Linked DNA regions of Homo sapiens: regions 1, 2 and 4 are each linked to region 3. Evidence: chromatin contacts called from ENCODE Hi-C or POLR2A ChIA-PET data. All regions are on one chromosome and are shown on one strand. Each heading gives the region's core, a stretch centred on a gene start or an enhancer-like site at or near the end of the contact. The rest is flanking DNA. Distances are from core to core; before and after follow the strand shown. Region 1 holds the start of GPR107 (G protein-coupled receptor 107). Region 2 overlaps GPR107 (G protein-coupled receptor 107). Region 3 holds the start of EXOSC2 (exosome component 2). Region 4 has its middle 25 kb from the start of FAM78A.

What was found. A loop is a pair of places that touch in the nucleus more often than their neighbours do. ChIA-PET counts read pairs that join two places held with the same protein, here RNA polymerase II (POLR2A). Pooled maps may share reads with other maps.
Region 1: a loop to region 3 is called in a pooled map, with 6 times the contacts of the local background. The contact joins the promoter of GPR107 here to the promoter of EXOSC2 in region 3. A Hi-C loop is called at or near these places in 4 of 50 pooled maps. POLR2A ChIA-PET finds 5 or more read pairs at or near these places in 2 of 52 experiments (MCF 10A and activated B cell).
Region 2: a map with no recorded cell type shows a loop between it and region 3 (6-fold over the local background). The contact joins the enhancer-like site here to the promoter of EXOSC2 in region 3. A Hi-C loop is called at or near these places in 2 of 168 maps with a recorded cell type or tissue (ovary and posterior cingulate gyrus), 2 of 37 single-sample maps with no recorded cell type and 8 of 50 pooled maps. POLR2A ChIA-PET finds 5 or more read pairs at or near these places in 1 of 52 experiments (RWPE1).
Region 4: a pooled map shows a loop between it and region 3 (7-fold over the local background). The contact joins the enhancer-like site here to the promoter of EXOSC2 in region 3. A Hi-C loop is called at or near these places in 4 of 50 pooled maps. POLR2A ChIA-PET finds 5 or more read pairs at or near these places in 2 of 52 experiments (GM12878 and activated naive CD4-positive, alpha-beta T cell).

Annotation. Positions count from the first base shown.
Region 1 is chr9:130,051,856-130,057,113 of GRCh38, forward strand. It overlaps GPR107 (G protein-coupled receptor 107), which reads left to right and starts at 2,051. Exons shown (of 18, transcript NM_020960.5): 1 at 2,051-2,218. The coding sequence starts at 2,078. It also overlaps a transcript of FNBP1 not described here. RefSeq lists a silencer at 2,039-2,348.
Region 2 is chr9:130,125,952-130,131,388 of GRCh38, forward strand. It overlaps GPR107 (G protein-coupled receptor 107), which reads left to right. Exons shown (of 18, transcript NM_020960.5): 16 at 1,532-1,615; 17 at 2,689-2,810. Among named protein-coding and RNA genes, the nearest start is that of GPRACR, 16 kb to the right of the region's middle. RefSeq lists an enhancer at 3,007-3,226. Within about 2 kb of position 2,445, at least 28 of the 41 ENCODE cell types and tissues checked have a DNase peak (open chromatin) inside an H3K27ac peak, as active enhancers do; they include ovary, where a contact is called at or near this core.
Region 3 is chr9:130,689,861-130,695,029 of GRCh38, forward strand. It overlaps EXOSC2 (exosome component 2), which reads left to right and starts at 3,920. Exons shown (of 9, transcript NM_014285.7): 1 at 3,920-4,053. The coding sequence starts at 3,932. RefSeq lists an enhancer at 3,983-4,172.
Region 4 is chr9:131,249,366-131,254,577 of GRCh38, forward strand. No RefSeq gene overlaps it. Among named protein-coding and RNA genes, the nearest start is that of FAM78A, 25 kb to the right of the region's middle. RefSeq lists a silencer at 3,249-3,565 and enhancers at 3,272-3,321, 4,517-5,018. Within about 2 kb of position 3,391, at least 19 of the 41 ENCODE cell types and tissues checked have a DNase peak (open chromatin) inside an H3K27ac peak, as active enhancers do; they include GM12878, where a contact is called at or near this core.

The sequences.
Region 1 (5,258 bases), core at 801-3,300, 640 kb before region 3:
GAGTAAGGCTAAAAGCCAAGCTTAGGAGATCAGTCTTTCCAGCCCCTGCAGGCTTTTTCAGTCAATACCTTAAAGTGTAATGTCCCTTTGAAAATGTTGCCAGGAGAAGCAGGCATAACTTGTTCTGTTACTCAGCCTGTTTGTTTCCAGTTACAGCATCATGATTATGCAAATAATCTTTTCTTGAAACTATGAAATCACATGGCTAAATGTAATTGTCAAGGCAGCAGTTTTCTAGAATTTAAGAAGTAACTGTAGAGAAAATGCTCAACAATGTCTTTGTAGTCAGTTTTCCCTCATTCTTATTCCTCTCAATTCCAAAATAATGACTGGCACAATACAGCTTTCAAATATGTGAAAGAAGAAGATATCCTCTTAAACCCCTGGACAGACAGCACTGGTATGACCCTATGTAGGTCACATGATAATACCCAAGTATAGAGAAGCAAGGAATGCTATGAACCCAGTTTTAAGCCCTTATAAAACTGTTGTCCAGAAACTAAGACAAAAGTCTCCTATTTAAAACTATTTTAATGTTTCATCACTATTGTATTATAAAATGGGATTAAGATTCTTACCTGATTTTTTTTTTATTGAGACAGAGTCTCACTCTGTCACCCAGGCTGGAGTGCAGTGGCATGATCTTGGCTTACTGAAACCTCTGCCTCCCAGGTTCAAGTGCTTCTCCTGCCTCAGCCTCCCCAGTAGCTGGGACTACAGGCGCGCGGCCGTGATGCCCCGCTAATTTTTGTATTTTTAGTAGAGACGAGGTTTTGCCATGTTGCCCAGGCTGGTCCCGAACAACTGACTTTCAAGTGATCCGCCCGCCTCGGCGTTCCAAAGTGCTGGGATTCAGGCGCGAATCACCACCCTGCCAGGCCTCATTTCGTTTTTAGTACAGTATTATATTCAAATTTAAAACCAGAGATTTTCAAAGATGCCACTTAACTTTAAAAGATAAAAAGTACTCCAAAGCAGGTTGGGCGCAGTGACTCACGCCTGTAATCCCAGCACTTTGGGAGGCCGAGGCGGGAGGATAACTTGAGGTCAGGAGTTCGAGACCAGCCTGGCCAACATGGGAGAAACCCCGTGTCTACTAAAAATACAAAAATTAGCCGGGCGTGGTGGCGCAGGCCTGTAATTCTAGTTACTCCAGAGGCTGAGGCAGGAGAATCGCTTGAACCCAGAAGGCGGAGGTTGCAGTGAGCTGAGATCGTGCCATTGCACTCCAGCCTGGGTGACAAGAGCTAGACTCCGTCTCAAAAAAAAGAAGTTCCTATAATTTCTGAAAGAAGCAAAGAAAGTTTCCATACAGAATTAAGAGAAAAATGTTAAGACCCAGACTTGGGGTTGGATGAAATAGCATGAGGCAACAGAACACAGGAGTTAAGAGCTTCCGTGTGATTCCCAGCTCAACCTGGAGCAAATGACTTATTTCTCAGAGCCTCAGTTTGCTTACCTGTAAAGTAGGAATAATGATAATACGTACCTCCTAGCTCATCAAATTGTTCCAAAAATTAAATACAACAAAAGGCCTAACAAATTGCCTCATAAGGGCTCAATCAATCGTATTATTGCAACCATTTCGCTTGTATTTGAGTGTGAAGCGCCTAGAAAACCACAGGACCCCTACGGCGAGCCGGGAATTTTTAGATATTTTCCTCCGAGTCAACGCTCAGTGAAATCAGTTCAATCAGTGGCCCGACACCGTGCGGCTGACACAGCTTATCCCCCGACCCTGAGATCAGGGGTCCCCGGAGCCCAAGGTCGCTTCCAAAGCTCAGCGAGGCGGAGGTGCGGCCCGGGCTGGTCTGGTTCGGCCACCGTTGTTATGGCAACCGCCAATAGGTTGGCTTCATCTCTAACTGAAAGTCTGCACAGGAGCGGCCGATCGAAGGGCCCCGAGGTGGGCAGCACAGGCTCCTCGACGACTTCCTAGGTCGCAATCTCCAGGAAAACGACCACAGGGTCAGCGGAGCTAGCCGCCGAGCCCCGCTCCCCGGGCCCTTCCGGCGGCTGCGCCCTTTCACCCCGGACGTGGGCGGGAGAGGAAGCGGCTGGTGATGCTGGAACAAACATGGCCGCTCTGGCGCCCGTCGGCTCCCCCGCCTCCCGCGGTCCTAGGCTGGCCGCGGGCCTCCGGCTGCTCCCAATGCTGGGTTTGCTGCAGTTGCTGGCCGAGCCTGGCCTGGGCCGCGTCCATCACCTGGCACTCAAGGTAAAGCTTGGCAAGGCCGGGCCGGGGGGCGGAGGCCGAGGCCACTCCCCGGGTTTTAGGGCAACTTTGGCCCATTGGGGACCTCTGAGCCACTGGACCACCTCTTTGCCCCTGGCTGCGGCCTTTCACTGACAGGTGGCGGGGTCTGTGGGGAAGGCGGGTCTGGGCGGCGCTGGGGTCTTCGGGCTGACCGGCACGGGGCGGGAAGACTCGAGCTGAGGGAGGGGAAGGGGCTGAACTGTGGCGTTGCCCCCACGGACTCGGGAGGCTGCTCTTAAATCCCTGCTGGCTTCCCTGAATTCCTCACTCAGGGCAGCCCGATCGCCTTTCTTCTTTCTCCCCTCCAGCTTTTATGCTGGCTTTCCTTGTCCGCGGTCTCCGCTCTTCTGTGCCCTTGTACTGTACCGGCGGTTTGAAGGTACTTGGAACCTTAGCCTCAGTTTCCCATTTCGGTTTAGGGCGCTCTCTGGAGCGAGACTCTAGAGAAGGAATTTCAAATCTTGCTTAAAACACGTGACTGAGAATGTAAAGCCAGCATTAAGGTGTGTCTCTAATCAAAGGGCCTGCTTTTTCTTCCTCTATCCAGCCATTGTCTAGGGAAGAGAGATTTTTGATAAACCTAGAATGATACTCTGGATCTTGCTTTGTAACTAGCAGAGAAAAGACCTCTAAGGCTGAAACGCACCCTAAGGTGGTTCAGCAGTTTACTATATCTGGGAAATTGTCCAGGTGCTGTGGCTCATGCCTGTAATCCCAACACTGGGAGGCCTATGCAGGAGGATTGTTTGAGCCCAGGAGTTCGAGACCAGCCTAGTCAACGTGCTAAGGACCCCCTCCCCAAACCTGTCTCTACAAAAAATTAAAAATTAACCAGGTGTGGTGGCAAACGCCTGCAGCTTCTGGGGAGGCTGAGGCTGGAGGATCACTTGAGCCTAGGAGGTTGAGACTGCAGTGAGCCGTGATTACTCATTGCATTCCAGCCTGAGGAACAGAGCAAGACCCTTTCTCAAAACATATAAACAAAATTAGAGACATAGAAAAGTAAATTGTTATGACCCAAACTCTTGTACATTATTTTCATACCATACAGTCTTCTAAGAAGTGGAACTGTAGGCGGGGCGCGGTGGCTCACGCCTGTAATCCTAGCACTTTGGGAGGCCGAGGCAGGCAGATCACGAGGTGAGGAGATCGAGACCATCCTGGCTAGCACGGTGAAACCCTATCTCTACTAAAAATAAAAAAAAAATTAGCCAGGCGTGGTGGCAGGCGCCTGCAGTCCCAGCTACTCGGGAGGCTAAGGCAGGAGAATGGCGTGAACCTGGGAGGCGCTTGTAGTCCCAGCTACTCGGGAGACTGAGGCAGGAGAATGGCGTGAACCCGGGAGGCGGAGCTTGCAGTGAGCCAAGATCCCGCCACTGCACTCCAGCCTGGGCAACAGCGCGAGACTCCGTCTCAAAAAAAAAAAAAAAAAGAAGTGGAACTGTAGAAAGTTTGTCTTGTAAAAACACATTGTTTTAGCAAACTATGAAGCATTGTATTTTGTTAATGTAGAATTTAAAGAATACAGAATGAAATTAAAAGCCTGGCTTGACTGGGCACGGTGGCTCACACCTATAATCCTAGCACTTTGGGAGGCCGAGGTGGGCGGATCACCTGAGGTCAGGAGTTCGAGACCAGCCTGGCCAACATGGCAAAACCCCTCTCTACTAAAAATACAAATATTAGACGGGCATGGTGGCACATGCCTGTAGTCCCAGCTACTTGGGAGGCTGAGACAGGATAATTGCTTGAACCCGGGAGGCTGAGATTGCAGTGAGCAGAGATCATTGTGCCACTGCACTCCAGTCGGGGCGAAAGAACTATACTCTGTCTCAAATAAATAAATAAATAAATAAATAAATGCAAGCCTGACTGGATCCATACAACCTTACTTTTTGGTAACAACTTTTGTTGTTTGTAGGTAAAAATTATCCTGATTAAAATGGTTCAATCACAGGGGTGGGGGTGGGGCAAGTGAATTTTGACTCTTTGAGAATCTGTTGAGAGCTATAGAACCTCTCTCCAGAAAAGTGCATGTAGAAATGTAGACAAAACTTGGCCGGGCACGGTGGCTCACGCCTGTAATCCCAGCACTTTCAGAGGCTGAGGTGGGTGGATCACTTGAGGTCAGGAGTTTGAGACCAGCCTGGCCAACATTGTGAAATCACATCTCTACTAAAAATACAAAAATTAGCCAGGCGTGGTGGCAGGTACCTGTAATCCCAGCTACTCGGGGCTGAGGCAGGAGAATCGCTTGGACCCAGGAGTAGGAAGTTGCAGTGAGCCAAGATTGAGCCCCTGTACTCCAGCCTGGGCGACAGAGCAAGACTCCGTCTCAAAATAAATAAATAAATAAAATAAAATAAACATCCGAAGTCAGGGGTGTCCAATCTTTTGGCTTCCCAGGGCCACATTGGAAGATGAAAAGTTGTTTTGGGTCACACCTAAAATAGACTAACAGTAACCATAGCTGATAAGCTTTAAAAAATTGCAAAAAAATCTCATAATGTTTTAAGAAAGTTCACAAATTTGGCTGGGCGCAGTGGCTCACGCCTGTAATCCCAGCACTTTGGGAGGCCGAGATGGGCGGATCACAGGGTCAGGAGATTGAGACCATCCTGGCTAACAAGGTGAAACCCCGTCTCTACTAAAAATACAAAAAATTAGCCAGGCGTGGTGGCAGGTGCCGGTGGTCTCAGCTACTCGGGAGGCTGAGGCAGGAGAATGGCATGAACCCGGGAGTCGGAGCTTGCAGTGAGCCAAGATCACGCCATTGCATTCCAGCCTGGGTGACAGAGCGAGACTCCTTCTCAAAAAAAAAAAAAAAAAAAAAAAAAAAGAAAGTTCACAAATTTGTGTTGGGCCGCATTCAAAGCCATCCTGGGCCGCATGCATCCTGGACAAGCTTGTTCTGAGTTCTTGCCCAAGGAAATGGAAATCATTTGAAGAGAGCCTGTCAGAGCAGCAACTTTAGATTGTCTGTTTTGCTTGAGACTGAGTG
Region 2 (5,437 bases), core at 1,195-3,694, 570 kb before region 3:
GGCTGAGGCAGGAGAATCGCTTGAACCCAGGAGGCTGAGGTTGCAGTAAGCCGAGATAGAGTGCCACTGCACTCCAGCCTGGGCGACAGAGCGAGACTCTGTCTCAAAAAAAAAAAAAAAATTGGAGTATCTACCTCTCTCTTCTTTCAAATTTCCCTGCAGAAAACTAGTTACATGTTGTGGTAATAAATTTTCCTTAAGAACAGAAAAGTTAAGACAGTTTTTTTAAAACCTAAAACAGGACTCTGATGGACATGAAAAGTTCTATCAGCTAGCACCAAAAGACAGAGCTTGCTAGAAATTATTAGGATCATAATTTCTTGGAATATATAAGGTATAGGCCTCCCAGAGTTAGTTTGCTTCCTGAGTCTTGAAAGAACGTTTCCAAGTCTTTTTTTTTTTTTTTTTTTTGAGACGGAGTTTCGCTCTTGTCTCCCAGGCTGGAGTGCAATGGCGTGATCTCGGCTCACTGCAACCTCCGCCTCTTGGGTTCAAGCGATTCTCTTGCCTCAGCCTCCCGAGTAGCTGGGATTACAGTCATGCGCCACCATGCCACGCCTGGCTAATTTTGTATTTTTAGTAGAGACGGGTTTTCTCCGTGTTGGTCAGGCTGGTCTCGAACTCCTGACCTCAGGTGATCCACCCACCTCGGCCTCCCAAAGTGCTGGGATTATAGGCGTGAGCCATCGCGCCCGGCCCTGTTTCCAAGTCTTTCATCTGTTCGTTTGGCATTGTCACTTCAGACAGTTCCTTTGCTCAAGCAAACATCAGACTTCAGTGGTAGAGAGAGATGCAAGAGCAGACACTCCACTTGGGGTTGATTTTTTTTTTCTTTCTTTGTTTTATTTTTTCTTTCCCATGGATTTTATGTCATCCACCAAATAGGCACAGGTCATCACAGAACCTCTCTTGTTGCATGCAGTGATAATGAGTGGTCCTTGACCAGCAGGCCAGCTGAGCTTAGTCCCCTTGCACAGGCCATGCTCTAGTGGCCAGCACATTGAGTCTTTGTCACTGCAAGGAGAAATGAAGGCATCCTGTCTTGCTAGAGAACTTGGTAGTATTTGTACTTCTGTGAGTGTGGACCTCGAATGCTTGCAGCATCTGCCAGAGAAGAGGACAGAAGTCAGTAATTTCCCTGTGTGGCTTTATTTTGCTATTACTACTGGTAAATATTCCTCAAAGCCTGAGCATAAGAAATAAAATCTTTGGAGATTGAAATCAAGGGCTTATGTCTGTGGATAGGGTGAGGAAGGGTTAAGAACAACCTGACTAAAGTGTCTTGTGCTCCCGGTGGGTGTGGCTGTTAGCAATATCTTGGTCACCTGGAGAGAGAGAAGAAATTCAAGTGTAACTAGCAGAGTAGCCATGTCTCTCCGCTGCACGTATTAATTCACACTGTAAGTGTCACATACTTTTCTTTGAGTGATTCTGTTTTCTGTTTCCTAGTTCATTTGTGAAAGCAAATTGTTAAAGTGGTGTCCTAATTTTAATGTTGATCTGATTTCCTGTTTCTTTCCTCCTCATGCAGATTGTGTGTTACATATACTTCACTAGGATCATTGCATTTCTCCTCAAACTCGCTGTTCCATTCCAGTGGAAGTGGCTCTACCAGGTACGCTGCTCACAGGGCAGAATGCCAGAGAATTTATGCCTGAGGATAAAGTCTTGAAGTGTAACTTAACAGTTGTTACTAATTTATCTGGGAATGACCACTAAGACCTTCCATCTCTTCTTTTTTTTAACTAAAAATTTTTTTTTTAGTTTTTGAGACAGGGTCTCACTCTGTCACCCAGGCTGGAGTGCAGTGGCGCAATCTCAGCTCACTGCAACCTCCACCTCCCGGGTTCAAGCGATTCTCCTGCCTCAGCCTCCTGAGTAGCTGGGATTATAGGGATGCACCACCATGCCCAGTTAATTTTTGTTTTTTTAGTAGAGATGGGGCTTTGCAGTGTTGGCCAGGCTGGTCTCAAACACCTGATCTCAAGTGATCCGCCCACCTTGGCCTCCCAGTGTTCTGGGATTACAGGTGTGAGCCACCACACTTGGCCTCCTTCCATCTCTTCTGGCCTATAATTGAGATGATCTGTTTGTCCAGAAATGCTGCTGGATTCTATGAGGAATCTGAAAATAATTGCATTCTTGATTTTAGTTTTCAGTCTTAAAAGTCAAGAGAAAAGCTTCAGGTAGAGAAAGATTTGCCCTGAATCATTAGAACTTAGATGAGATGTGGTCCTTTCCTTTAGTTACAGGGCTGAGTAGTTAGAATTCAGGCTGCCCTTCTTCTTTGCCCATTTTATTATTTCGATAATAAGTATCTTTGCGACAAACTAGAACTAGCTTAACTACTAGAGGAAGCCACCAAATGACTTTTTTCTTGAATAACTCACTGGGTGCTGTAGGCACTGTGGGAGGAAGTGGGTATGTGGTGAGCTCTTAAAAGCTACCCATGAAGACTGGTGAAAGCACAGCAGAGCACAGCCTCGGAAATGTCAGCCCTGGGCAGGACACTCCTCGTTTAGGCCTCGGCAAGTCTAAGGAAAATGCCCTGTAGCAGGAAGTGGCATCTGAGTAAAGAACCATCGAGTGGTGGGTTGTGGGGAAATATGTCAGTTTGTTGAATTCCACTGCTTTCTGAAGAACAGTGTTGCTAATCTCTTTATTTTGGGGTGGTTTTTAAACTTGCAGCTCCTGGATGAAACGGCCACACTGGTCTTCTTTGTTCTAACGGGGTATAAATTCCGTCCGGCTTCAGATAACCCCTACCTACAACTTTCTCAGGAAGAAGAAGACTTGGAAATGGAGTCCGTGTAAGAAATCTTTCTTCCCTCTTCCTTAGCCCTGACCCCTTTGCCTAACACAAAGCAGCACAGTGTGAATCGGGTCGGCTGCTCTCAGCATTTCGTGGCTGCAGGGGTGGTTCCTCTATTTTTAGCAGAAGGAAGCGGACACTGGAGCCCCAGGCTGTCTGATCTGGTTTGAAGTACAGTATCTGCCAAACCTAGCTGGGTCTTGTCAGGGAAGATGGAACTTGCCGTTCCACTAAGCATCATTGGAGCCTGCTTTCAAGAACTCAGTGGCAAGAACTTAGGAATATACGTGGCCAGTTCACGAGGGAGAACAGGGGGCCGACTTTCTGTCAGGCCCGCCATCAGGCGCTTACGTCTGAAAATGGAATCTTCTGAGTCATCTCTAAGTCTGCTAATGATCCTCAGACATCCTCTATCGTCAGATAACTGCGTGGCTTTTCACAGCACAATGACTTTGACCTATATCTGAGCACTAATAGGGGCTTTTCTGAGTCACACAGTGAATGACTCTAGGGTCCTATTTTCTGGGAAAGGGCCATCATTGTCTAGAAAAATGAGTAGTGATTAAGCATATTTGCTTGTTAACTGAAATTTGATAAGCCAGGTCAATGCTGTGTTTGATGATTAGCCTAAGGCAGAGTTTTCCCTTCTTGGTTCACTGGTATCAAGTGTTCTGCCCCCAGCCCTGGCAGCCTTTGAATTCTTCCCAATTCAGAGGCTGAGACTCGGCCCATGCTAAGCTCTGCTTGGCTGTCAGCGGGTCAGGCAGCATGGGACAGCTCTCTCTGCTCAGCTCCACGGCAACAGTAAAGGAAGGCAGGTCCTGCCAGCGGGCGCCAAACAGCATCTCCCCATGCAGAGGAAGAAACACCTCCTTCTAAACAGTGGAGAGGAGTGCAGGAGGCCCATCAGCTGTGCCTTTCCCAGAAGTGGCAGGATCTGAGCAAGTGTCTGTTGGTTGAAGAGGCACACATGTCAGGCTGGCAACCAGCAGCATCAGGAAATAACCTAAGACGCGGTGTGTTTATCATTCCCCTGCTGGGAGCCTTTGGCTTGGTCCGTCCGCATAACACGGGGTTCTTTGGGTAGGCAGCTAGAAGCCGAGCGGCCGGGTCGCAGCATCGTCTCCTTTACTGCATTGTACTCCACAGTCGTAATGGGAGGTTCCCGCTTCCCACATCCTTTCCCTCAGCCGTTACATCTTGGAGCCTGGATGCATTATGAAGGTATTTTTGTTTCGTGGCAACAATTTTTTTAAAATTTTGTTTTGGTGCTTCTTTGACAACGCGGCCCACGCAGCTGCCCTCTGTGCAGCCATTACCCCACCAGGCCTGACACAGCTTCTCTCTCTGGGCCTGGGTATGAGGGCACAGTCCAAAGTAACACTGACTTTCTCTCTCTTTCCCCTTCTGTTTCTTTGACCATCTCTCTTTAGGCCTACCAGTTTTGGCAACAGAAGTTACCGGTCAATAATCAGCAAGTTAAAAAGTATCGGATGCGATTTCAATTATCAGACTTGGTAGCTGCCTCCTAGGCTGTGGGTATCCTCAATGATCTGAATTACTTCTGTCATCTTGAGGAGTGAGAGTGGAAGGAAATGTTTGGTGTGGGTTCCTGGGCCAGGAGGTTTTCTCCCTGGGGTTCCCATTCCAGAACGCTGTCCTCATTCATGGTTGCTGTTCACCTTTCACCACTCCCTGCATTATTTCATGTGGGCGAGGAACGTGTGTGGAAATGGGGATTGGGGACTAATAGACTTGTCTCTTCACCAGGTCTCCCCACACTTCCAGACCAGAAAACACTTTTTAGTTATAGAAATGGATATATCGGCTGGGTGCAGTGGCTCATGCCTATAATCCCAGCACTTTAGGAGGCCGAGGCAGGCAGATCACGAGGTCAGGAGTTCGAGACCAGCCTGGCCAACATGGTGAAACCCCATCTCTACTAAAAATACAAAAATTAGCTGGGCGTGGTGGCAGGCACCTGTAATCCCAGCTACTCGGGAGGCTGAAGCAGGAGAATCTCTTGAAATCGGAAGGCGGAGGTTGCAGTGTGCTGAGATCACGCCACTGCACTCGAGCCTGGGCGATGAGAGTGAAACTCCGTCTCAAAAAAGAAAAAAAAAAAAAAAACGCATGAATCCGTGGACCACTTAGGCCCAAGCCACATTTGATTGCAGTCTTGTGTGGCAGAAGGAACCTGTGTCCCATTTGGCACTTTTGGTTGCAAACACAGAGACTTGGGGCTTTGCAAGGAAAGGGGGTTACTGTTTAGATGTCAAGGAAAGAACGCTTATCTGCGGCGGTCGGATGTTGGCCCTTCAGCTGTTCGGTCCCTTAAGTGTTTGCACCAAAACTAGGACACCTAGTGAGGTGGCTGCGAAGCTGCTGAAGCCCCACCGCCGTATGTTCCTGCCAGGGAGGCTTTTGGGTGTTCATCTGACCCAGGTCTCTCTTCTCACTGCTGCAGAGCCTGAGCTTCCAGGACCGTTGCGGGCGCCCTGTCTGCAGGGGGCTAGCCAGGTTTCCTCACATCGTGGGGGCCCCAGGTGTCCCTTCAGCTTCCCAGAGGTTTGCTGGGGGAACAGGATGTAGCGCCTACCCCACCCTGGGCATCTGCCATCAGGT
Region 3 (5,169 bases), core at 2,670-5,169:
ATAGGGTCTGGAGGCAGGGAACATAAGGCTGATTCACACTGACTTTCTAGAACTAAATCAAAAGGAAAACCCCAACTTTCCACGTCCAAGTAACCAAAGGACCAGAGGCTACTCCCTTTGCAATCCCAGCTTTTCTGTGTGCAGATGAAAAACTGAAAGTACCTCTGATTGCTCCCTTCCCACTACCAGTCAGGCTGGTAGGTGGCCAAGTCTTCATTTGCATGGGAGTATAACTTTGTAACTTCACTTCAGCCTCTGATTGATAACTTTCCACAGCCAATCAGACATTGGCGTAGGGTGTAACTTTTAACTTCAGCCTCTGATTGGCCACTTTCCACAACCAATCAGACTGATCACGGGCCACTCCTTCATTTACACAGGGCGTACACCAAATAACCAATGGGAAACCTTTAGAGGGTATTTAAACCCCAGAAACTTCTGTAAGGAGCCTGTTGAGTTTCTTTGCTTGAGCTGTTCTTGCCCTGTAGAGTGTACTTTCGTTTTCAATAAATCTCTGCTTTTGTTGCTTTATTCTTTCCTTGTTTTGTCTGTATGTTTTGTCCAAGACGCCGAGAAGCTGGGCACCCTCCACCGTTAACAGTCCGGCTGCAGCATAGTGAGTAACGCAGTGGGTTAGGACGAGCGTGAGGTCAGAGACAGGCAGGAGTCAAGAAGTGCTGGAAGCAGAGAAGTGATTTAATCTGTTTTTAAAGCTCTCTCTGGCTGCTGTGCGGAGATTGGATGATAGGAAGGACAAAAGTAGAATTAGGAAGACAAGCTAGGAGGTTATCTCCCTGGTAAGAGATGCCGTTGATCAGCCTGGGGCAGTGGCTGCGGAGATGCACAGATGTGTGGCATCAGTGAATCTTAGACCTTTTCCGCCATTGAAATTACATAGGGAGTTAAAACACGCACAGACTTCTGGACCTTACCTTTGCAGAGCCTTGTGAAAGGCAAATAAATCTTGGGGCCCCAAAATCACTAAGCTAAAGGGAAAAGTAAGTCAAGCTGGGAACTGCTTAGGGCAAACCTGCCTCCCGTTCTATTCAAAGTCACCCCTCTGCTCACTGAGATAAATGCATACCTGATTGCCTCCTTTGGAGACGCTAATCAGAAACTAAAAATACAAAAAATGCAACCATTTGTTTCTTTTTTCTTTCTTTTTTTTTTTTTTTTTTTTTGAGACGGAGTCTCACTCTGTCGCCCAGGCTGGAGTACAGCGGTGCGATCTCGGCTCACTGCAAACTCCGCGTCCCGGGTTGAAGCCATTCTCCTGCCTCAGCCTCCCGAGTAACTGGGACTACAGGCACCAGCCACCATACCCGGCTAATTTTTTTTTTTTTTTTTTTTTTGTATTTTTAGTAGAGACGGGGTTTCACCGTGTTAGCCAGGGTAGTCTCGATCTCCTGACCTCGTGATCCGCCCACCTCGGCCTCCCAAAGTGCTGGGATTACAGGCGTGAGCCACCGCGCCTGGCCTCAACCATTTGTTTCTTATCTACCTATCACCAGGAAGCCCCTTCCCAGCTTCGAGTTGTCCAGCCTTTCCAGACCGAACCAATATTCATCTCACATATGTTGATTGATGCCTCATGTCTCCCCAAAATGTATAAAACCAAACTGCGCTCCGACCACCTTGGGCACAGGTTGTCAGGACCTCCTGAGCTTGTGCCACAGGCACATCCTCAATCTTGGTGAAATAAACTTTCTAAATTAACTGAGACCTGTCTCAGATATTCGGGGTTTACAGCCTCAATGCCTAAGGAATCTATACTTTTTACAAGCCCCCTGGGATGTGCTGCTTCGTCTCCGGGTACCCACTTGTCTACTGGTCGTAAAGGGGTAAGTGTGGCCGGGCTTGGTGGCTCATGCCTGTAATCCCAGCACTTTGGGAGGCCAAGGTGGGCGGATCACTTGAGTTTAGGAGTTCGAGATCAGGTTGGGCAACACGGTGAAACCCTGTCTTCACAAGACAAATACAAAAAATTAGCCGAGCCTGGTGGCATGTGCCTGTAGTCCAAGCTATTCAAGAGGCTGAGGTGGTAGGATTACCTGAGCCCAGGAGGACGAGGCTGCAGTAAGCCATAATCGTGTCATTGTACTCCAGCCTGGGTGACAAAGACTCTGTCTCGAAAAAAATAAAAATAAAAAAAGGTGCGTGTGATGATGCAGAAAGAGGAGCACTGGGGATGGGAGAGGGGGAGTCCCTGTCGTTTTGGATTCTAGTCCCAGTTACGGGTCTGTTTGGGGGGCTCGGTGGCCCCAAGTGATCATCAGGGATAGCAATGCCTATCTCGAAGATGGGCTGAAAGTGAGGAATACATAACATAGTATTTGTAAAGCACTCAGCAAAGGACCAGCCGAAGCACTCGGGCTATTTCTGGTAAAGGGTGCAGGCTCTGGGGTAAATCGCGTGCAGTTGGAACACACATCGGCTTTGCAGCCATCTGCTAATGTGAATTCCATTCCTTTTGGGGCCTCGATTTCCTCCTCCATAAACTGGTATCCACAATGCCAACCTTGTGAACGCTGTGAGAATGCGCGGGGTAAAGGCGACGTCTCTCCCTCCCGGGAAGAACTTGGATGGTGTCAGGCCTACACTCTCGCTCCGCCTAGGGCCGCTCGCTGGGCCTGGCTCCCCGGCTGCCGGGCTACGCGAGCTCAGAGGACACCATCGCCCTCTTATGGCCGCGGCAGGACTGGACCGAGGGGCTGGGCTCTAGTGCCTTCCTCCAGGCACGGCAGAGGGCGAGGGTCTGGCAGCCCGCTTACCCAGGGCCTCGGGGCACTAGCATTCATGTCATCGACTGCCTGGCAGGGCTGGCTTTCTTAAGTGTGGTCGTGAGACTTGCTTAAGTGGAAGAAATGCTGTCGCTTTGGAGATTTATAAAACAATTGGCTCGATGGATCTTTCTTCAGGAGGCGGACTTGGTTTACCGGCTTTACTGACCACAGCTGATGCCAATGATTTCATTTAATCGTCTTTAGAGTCCCTGTGCATGGGGAGTTACCATCCCCAATTAGTTTCTTGTGAATGCAGGGCAAGGAGAGGGAGAGGGTAGTGGGGGACGGGGAGAAGGGGCGAGGGGTACCCTCCTATTAAAACGGAGCCGCAGAAAAACCCACAGAGACATCCGTCTGTTCCCCGCTGAGTCCTTAGAACAGCGCCTGGCACACAGAGAGCGCTCAACTCGCTGTGTAACTAAATGCAAGCCAAGATCTTCGCATTGTGTGTGCTCTTCCCTTCCCTACCAAATATACCTGGCTTGCAAGGTTTGACCTGTTTTCTTAGACGATTTTTAACTTGTTTCCAAAAGAAATATTGGAGTAAATTAGCTTGTTCAAAGGAGTCCTTATGAAAGGACAGAACCAAGTGAGAAGTATCTGGAGCCCGGTTTGGGGTTATAGATGATGATGTTGAGCCAGCACCCACGGGGCGGCCGCAATGTAGAATCCTGGCGCTACTGGGAACCGTGTGGAAAGGGGCTCTTCTTTCTGTTCAAATAGTGTTTTCTGTAGATCCCATCTCTCCATCCTCCTGAGCTCTCTCTTACAAAATATCGGATTTCAGCAGCTTAGAATTGGACAGAAACTCAGAGGTCCGTTTCTCAATTATCTCTAACCCTGGTAAACAATAAATGGGATGATGAGTACAAGACAGTTTTGGTAAAAAGTCACACGCCACACAACGTGAGATTTTATTATTCCACGGGTGCTTCCTTGCCAATAGTAGACATGGCAGCTCGGCTCCCTTCCCTTCGGGTTCGCCTTATTGTTGCCAATTGTAAACATGGCCTCTAGGCCGTGAGTTCTCATTGGCAGCTGCTCTGAGTCCCCGCCCTTCCCCGCCCCTCCGAACGCGGCCTGGAGTTGTGGAGTCGGATATCGCAGCTCCCGACTGAGCTGCGCCTGCGCAACTCATTGGCGCCAAGATGGCGATGGAGATGAGGCTTCCAGTGGCTCGCAAGCCTCTTAGCGAGAGACTGGGCCGCGACACTAAGAAACATCTAGTGGTGCCGGGGGATACAATCACTACGGACACAGGATTCATGCGGTACGTGGGGACTTGGGGGAGTCGAGGCTTCAGAGAGCGGCTTCAGGGCTCTCTGCACGTGGTCCAGGCCTCGTATCCCTGTGTGTGTAACTCCCCGCGGGACCCAGGGCACTTCGTCTGAGCATCCTACACACCTCGCTTCCGAGCCTCGTGCTTCTTGCTCCCTGCATCTTGTGTGTCCCCGTCTGCATTTGTCTCAGCTCCCTGAAACCCTCCACTCCTGACCTCCGGTGGCTGTGACTTTTGGGTCTTCTGCCTGAAGTCCAAATCTTTGATCCTTCCTTGTGGGAGACCTGGAAAGCTGGGGAGGGTTAGGTGCAGGCTCTTTTCCAGTTTTCAGCTCTCTGAGGGGACGGTGGGCGTTCTTGGCTGCCTCCTCTTCAGTTTAGAATCCGTAATTGTTCGATCTTAGGGCAAACAGTTACATTGTGCTGCATGCACCCATTTATACACATTTTGAATCTAAGGGGTGTAGTGCAGTGTATTGTGGTTAAGAGGGAAGGCTCTTGAGTCAGACAGTTGGGGTTCCGGTCCTGCTACCATCACATCTTATTAGCGGCATTGCCTCTCCACGGTCAGTTTCCTCATCTGTAAGATAGTGATAATAACAGTATGATACGGTAATGAGGATTAAATGAGACAATTATGTAAGAAAAGAAGTAAAACCAGCCATTATATCATCATAGATAACACTAGTGTTTCAACCTTTATTATTATTATTTTTTTACTTGTATATGTACAAGGGGCACAGCATTCATAGCATTGCCCTTTAACCTGTTAGTTTAAGGTTAGTGGATACCAGGAAATTTTTTTTTCTTTTTTGAGACGGAGTCTGTCTTAGATCAGTCGTGCGATCTCGGCTCACTGCAACCTCTGCCTCCTGGGTTCAAGTGATTCTCCTGCCTCAGCCTCCTGAGTAGCTGGGATTACAGGTGCACGCCACCATGCCTAGCTAATTTTTGGTTTTTTTTTTTTTTAGTAGAGACAGGGTTTCACTGTGTTGGCCAGGCTGGTCTCGATCCCCTGACCTCAAGTGTGATCTGCCCGCCTCGGCCTCCCAAAGTGCTGGGATTACAGGCATGAGCCACCATGCCTGGCCCCTAGGAAATCTTAAGA
Region 4 (5,212 bases), core at 2,141-4,640, 560 kb after region 3:
AATCAACTATTGAAGAAAACACAGGAGAAAATCTTCATAATCTTGGATTAAACAAAGATTTCTTAGACCAAAAGCATAATCCATAAAAGAAAGTATTAATAGCTGGGTGCAGTGGCTCTTACCTATAATCCCAGCACTTTGGGAGGCCGAAGTGGGAGGACTGCCTGAACTTAGGTGTTTGAGACCGGCCTGGCCAACATGGCGAAACCCCATCTCTACAAAAAATACAAAAATTAGGCTGGGCATGGTGGCTCACGCCTGTAATCCCAGTGCTTTGGGAGGCCGAGGCGTGTGGATCATGAGGTCAGGAGTTCAAGGCCAGCCTGGCCAACATGGTGAAACCCCGTCTCTACTAAAAATACAAAAAGTTACCCAGGCGTGGTGGCAGGTGCCTGTAATCTAAGCTACTCAGGAGAGGCAGGAGAATTGCTTAAACCTGGGAGACGGAGGTTGTAGTGAGCAACCTGGGCAACAGAGTGAGACTTTGTCTTAAAAAAAAAAAAAATAGCAGGTTTGGTAGCTTGTGCCTATAGTCCCAGCTACTCCAGAGGCTGAGGCAGGAGGATGGCTTAAGCTTGGAAAGTTGAGGCTACAGTGAGCTACGATCATACCACTTCACTCCAGCCAGGACAACACAGCAAGACCCTATCTCTTAAAAACTAAAAAATTGTTCACTTTACATATTATATGTTAATTATACCTAAAAAAAGCTGTTTTTTTAAAAAAAGAGTTTGAGCAACATCACCTCCCCTGCTCCTACTCTTAAGACTTAAGAGAAATTCAAGGCTAGGCACGGTGGCTCATGCCTGTTATCCCAGCACTTTGTGAGGCCGAGGAGGGTGGATCACCTGAGGTCAGGATTTCGAGACCAGCCTGGCTAACATGGTGAAACCCTGTCTCTACTAAAAATACAAAAATTAGCCAGGTGTGGTGGCAGGCACCTGTAATCTCAGCTACTCAGGAAGCTGAGTCAGGAGAATCACTTGAACCTGGGAGGCAGAGGTTGCAGTGAGCTGAGAGGCGCCACTGAACTCCACTCTACTCTAGCCTGGGCAACAGAGTGAGACTCCCTCTCAAAAAAAAAAAAAAAAAAAAAAAGGGCAAACTCTTTTTTTTTTTTGTTTTGAGATGGAGTCTCGCTCTGTCGCCCAGGCTGGAGTGCAGTGGCACGATCTCGGCTCACTGCAAGCTCTGCCTCCCGGGTTCACGCCATTCTCCTGCCTCAGCCTCCTGAGTAGCTGGGACTACAGGCGCCCGCCACCATGCCCGGCTAATTTTTTTGTATTTTTAGTAGAGACGGGGTTTCACCGTGTTAGCCAGGATGGTCTCGATCTCCTGACCTCGTGATCCGCCCGCCTCGGCCTCCCAAAGTGCTGGCATTACAGGCGTGAGCCACCACGCCCGGCCAAAAGGGCAAACTCTTAGAGTGGAGTGCTGGCTGCCAGGGGCTGGAAAGAGAGGAGAAGGGGGAACTGTCCTTTAATGTGTGTAGTTTCAGATTTGTAGGATGAAAAAGTTCTGCAGCTCCGGGAAGGTGACTGCCTGCCAAGGAGGCAGGCGGCCAGCCACAGTTCTGACTCCAGGAGCCACATGTACCTATGCCTTTTTTTTGGGACAGAGTCTCGCTGTTTTTGCCTGGGCTGGAGTGCAATGGCGAAATCTCGGCTCACTGCAACCTCCGCCTCCCGGGTTCCAGCAATTCTCCTACTTCAGCCTCCTGAGTAGCTGAGATTACAGGAGCCTGCCACCACCCTGGCTAATTTTTGTATTTTTAGTAGAGATGGGGTTTCACCATGTTGGCCAGGCTGGTCTCGAACTCCTCACTTCAGGTGATCCACCCGCCGCGGCCTTTCAAAGTGCTGGGATTATAGGCGTGAGCCACCGCACCCGGCCGCACCTATGCTTTTGATGATGAGTCCAATGACAGTGATTGCGGTTAACACGGATCAAACCTTAGGCACTGGCTGCCCACCTCGGTCAGGCTGCAACCAGGAAGGAGGCAGCCCACCCTCCAAGGGACACGTGGTCCACATGAGCAGCTCGGCCAGGGGCCTTTCTTCCACCCACCTCATCTATCTGCCTCATTTATACCAAGTGGGCCCGGGACAGATGCCGGCCACGGCGCTGCACAGCCTCAAAGCATGTCCAGCAAGATGGCCTGTGGGGTGGGGGACCTCACCCCTTGTATTGTTTTGTCCTCTCAAAGTCTCAGCTAAAATTGGGGCAGCAAATAAAAGCTTTTTGGGCGGTGGGGGGTGGGGCAGGGATCGGGTCTCGCTGTGTGACCCAGGCTGGAGTGCAGTGGTGCAATCACAGCTCACTGCAGCCTTGAACTCCTGGGCTCAAGCAATCCTCCTGACTCAGCCTCCGGAGGAGCTGGGATTACAGGCATGCCCCATCACGCTGGGCTAATTTTTTCTATTTTTTGTAGAGATCAGGGTCTTACTATGTTGCCCAGGCTGGTCTCCACTCCTGGGCTCAAGTAATCCTCCTGCCTTGGCCTCCCAAAGTGGTGGGATTACAGGCATGAGCCGTGGCGCCCAGTCAAGAAAACCATTTTATCATCCTGTTACAACAAGGTCAATAATAGGTGTTAGCTATTGGCGGTTCTGTGCTGAGGGCCTTGCCTGATGACCCCCCGGAACCCTCCTCCCTGTGAGGAAAGCGTAACCCTGTCTTGCAGATGAGGAAACCGAGGCTCAGTGGTGCCGCCGAATCACTCGGATTTGCTAAGCGCTTACTCTGGGCTGGGCACTTGTCCAGAAGCTCAGGACCATCGGCTTCACGTGCCTCCGCAATCTCGTGAGGTGAGGAACCACCTCCGTCCCCACTCCATGTCCTAGGAAACCGAGACCTGAGAGGAGGGGGACTTGCTCAAGGTCACAGCCGTAGAGGCACCGCCCGCCCAGGAGGGCTCACATGACCCTCTCCGGCCTCCAGGCCCAGCTGCAAGAGGAAGCACCGTCCTGGGGAGCCCGGAGACCCAGGCCCCCCTCACAGGCGAGGGGCTGGCACGCGGCCTCTGGAGGAACTTCTGGCCTTCACCGTCTCCGCCTGGTCACTCGTCAATGGCCGGCTGCCTTCTGGAAAGCTGCTGCTGCGCGACAGTGACCCTGGGTGGAGTGAGGCATCCACGGGTGCTCGCTCCCAGAGATGGAGGCCGGAGCCCTGAGCAGAGGCGCCGGCTGTGCCCCGGTCCTCTGTGGCCCCCAGGGCTGCAGAGCTGGGCAGGTCGATTCCCTTGTCACTCCTAAAAGAACATTTGAAGCCCCCAGCAGGCTGGTGTGGGCACCCCAGTTCCTCAGCTACTCTGGGCTCTCCTTCCCCAGAGGCTGTGGGACCTGCCTTCCGGCCTCCGTCACATGACCGCACAGCGAGGAGGCGCTTCTGTGAACCAGGAGGTGGCCCTCACCACGCAGAAACTGTGGGCGCCTTCATCTTGGACTTCCAGCCTCCAGAACTGTGAAGGATTGGTTTCTGTGGTTGACGAGGCATCCGGTCTATGGTTACTTTATTCTAGAGCCCAACTGGGCCAAGGTGATTGTACGTATCTGTGAATATACTAAAACCATAGAACCGTACACTTTCTATTTGCTTTTATTTTGTGAGACAGGGACTCACTGTCGCCCAGCTGGAGTGCGGTGGCACGATCAGGGCTCGCTGCAGCCTCGACCTCCCACCTCATTCTCCTGAGTAGCTGGGATGACGAGAATGTGCCACCGCGCCCAGCTAATTTTTGTTGTTGTTGTTAGCTTTTTGAGATGGAGTCTCACTCTGTCACCCAGGCTGGAGTGCAGTGGCACAATCTCGGCTCACTGCAACCTCTGCCTCCCGGGTTCAAGCAATTCTCTGACTCAGCCTCCCGAGTAGCTGGGGTTACAGGCGCCCGCCATCACACTCAGCTAATTTTTGTATTTTTAGTAGAGACAGGGTTTCTCCCTCTTGGCCAAGCTGGTCTTGAACTCCTGACCTTGTGATCCACCTGCCTCAGCCTCCCAGAGTGCTGGGATTACAGGCATGAGCCACTGAGTCTGGCCTATGCCTGGCTAATTTTTAAGTTTTTTTGTAGAGATGGGGTCTCACTATGTTGCCCAGGCTGGTCTCAAACTCCTGAGCCCAAGATCCTCCCACTTCGGTCTCCCAGAGTGCTGGGATTACAGGCAGGAGCCACTGCACCGGCCAGAACCGTACACTTTTTTTTTTTTTTTTAAATGGAGTCTTTGTCACCCAGGCTGGAGTGCAGTGGTGCAATCTCACTGTAACCTCTACCTCTCAGGTTCAAGTGATTCACCTGCCTCAGCCTCCTGAGTAACTGGGATTACAGGCGTGTGCCACCATGCCCTGCTAATTTTTGTATTTTTTTCAGTAGAGACAGGAGTTCGCCATGTTGACCAGGCTGGTCTTGAACTCCTGACTTCAGGTGATCTGCCCGCCTTGGCCTCCCAAAGTGCTGGGATTACAGGCAGGAGCCACCACACCCAGCCAGAACCGTACTTTAAATAGGTGAGTTGTGTGGTATGTGAACTGTATCCCAATAAAGCTGAGGTAAAGCATTTTAATACGTTTGTGTGACTGTCTGACCAGCATTCAGTCTGCATTTGTCATGGATGCTGAGAATCCCACATCACTAAGCCAGGCCCCTGTGGTCTAGATGTTGCAGAAGAATTGAGCCGTATTTAGAGAGAAGAGTCCCTGGTCTCTGAGCTAAGCCCTGGTGCTCAGTGTGATTATTCTGGGGGCTCCATTTGCATGTTTAACACGGAGCACAACTGCTATGCCTTTGCTGGGCCCCGGACCGGGGAGGACAGGGTAAGTGTGCGTGTCTCTGGCCTGACGATTAGGAAACTCAGGCATGTGAGGTTGAGCGACAAGCCTGGCCTCACTCAGCAAGGCAAGTGGCAGCCAGGAATAGTGCAGGGCTCCCAGCTGTGTCTGGCCCGCCGTAAACACCCACCCTTCTTCTGTCTGATTGAAAAGGGAACATGAAATAAGAACCAGGGCTCAGGCTGATACAGGAACTAATCCTGCCTCTGCATTCCAAGTCGTGCCGTCTGGGCCTGAAGGGAGCTGGGCTGGCCTTCGCCAGTTCCCATGTTGATTTCGGGTTCACCTCCCTGCACACAGGCACAGAGATGGAGTTCATTCACTCCGACGTGTTCGCTTGCATTTAGTAGTTTCCATCGGCCGGGCGCAGTGGCTCAAGCCTGTAATC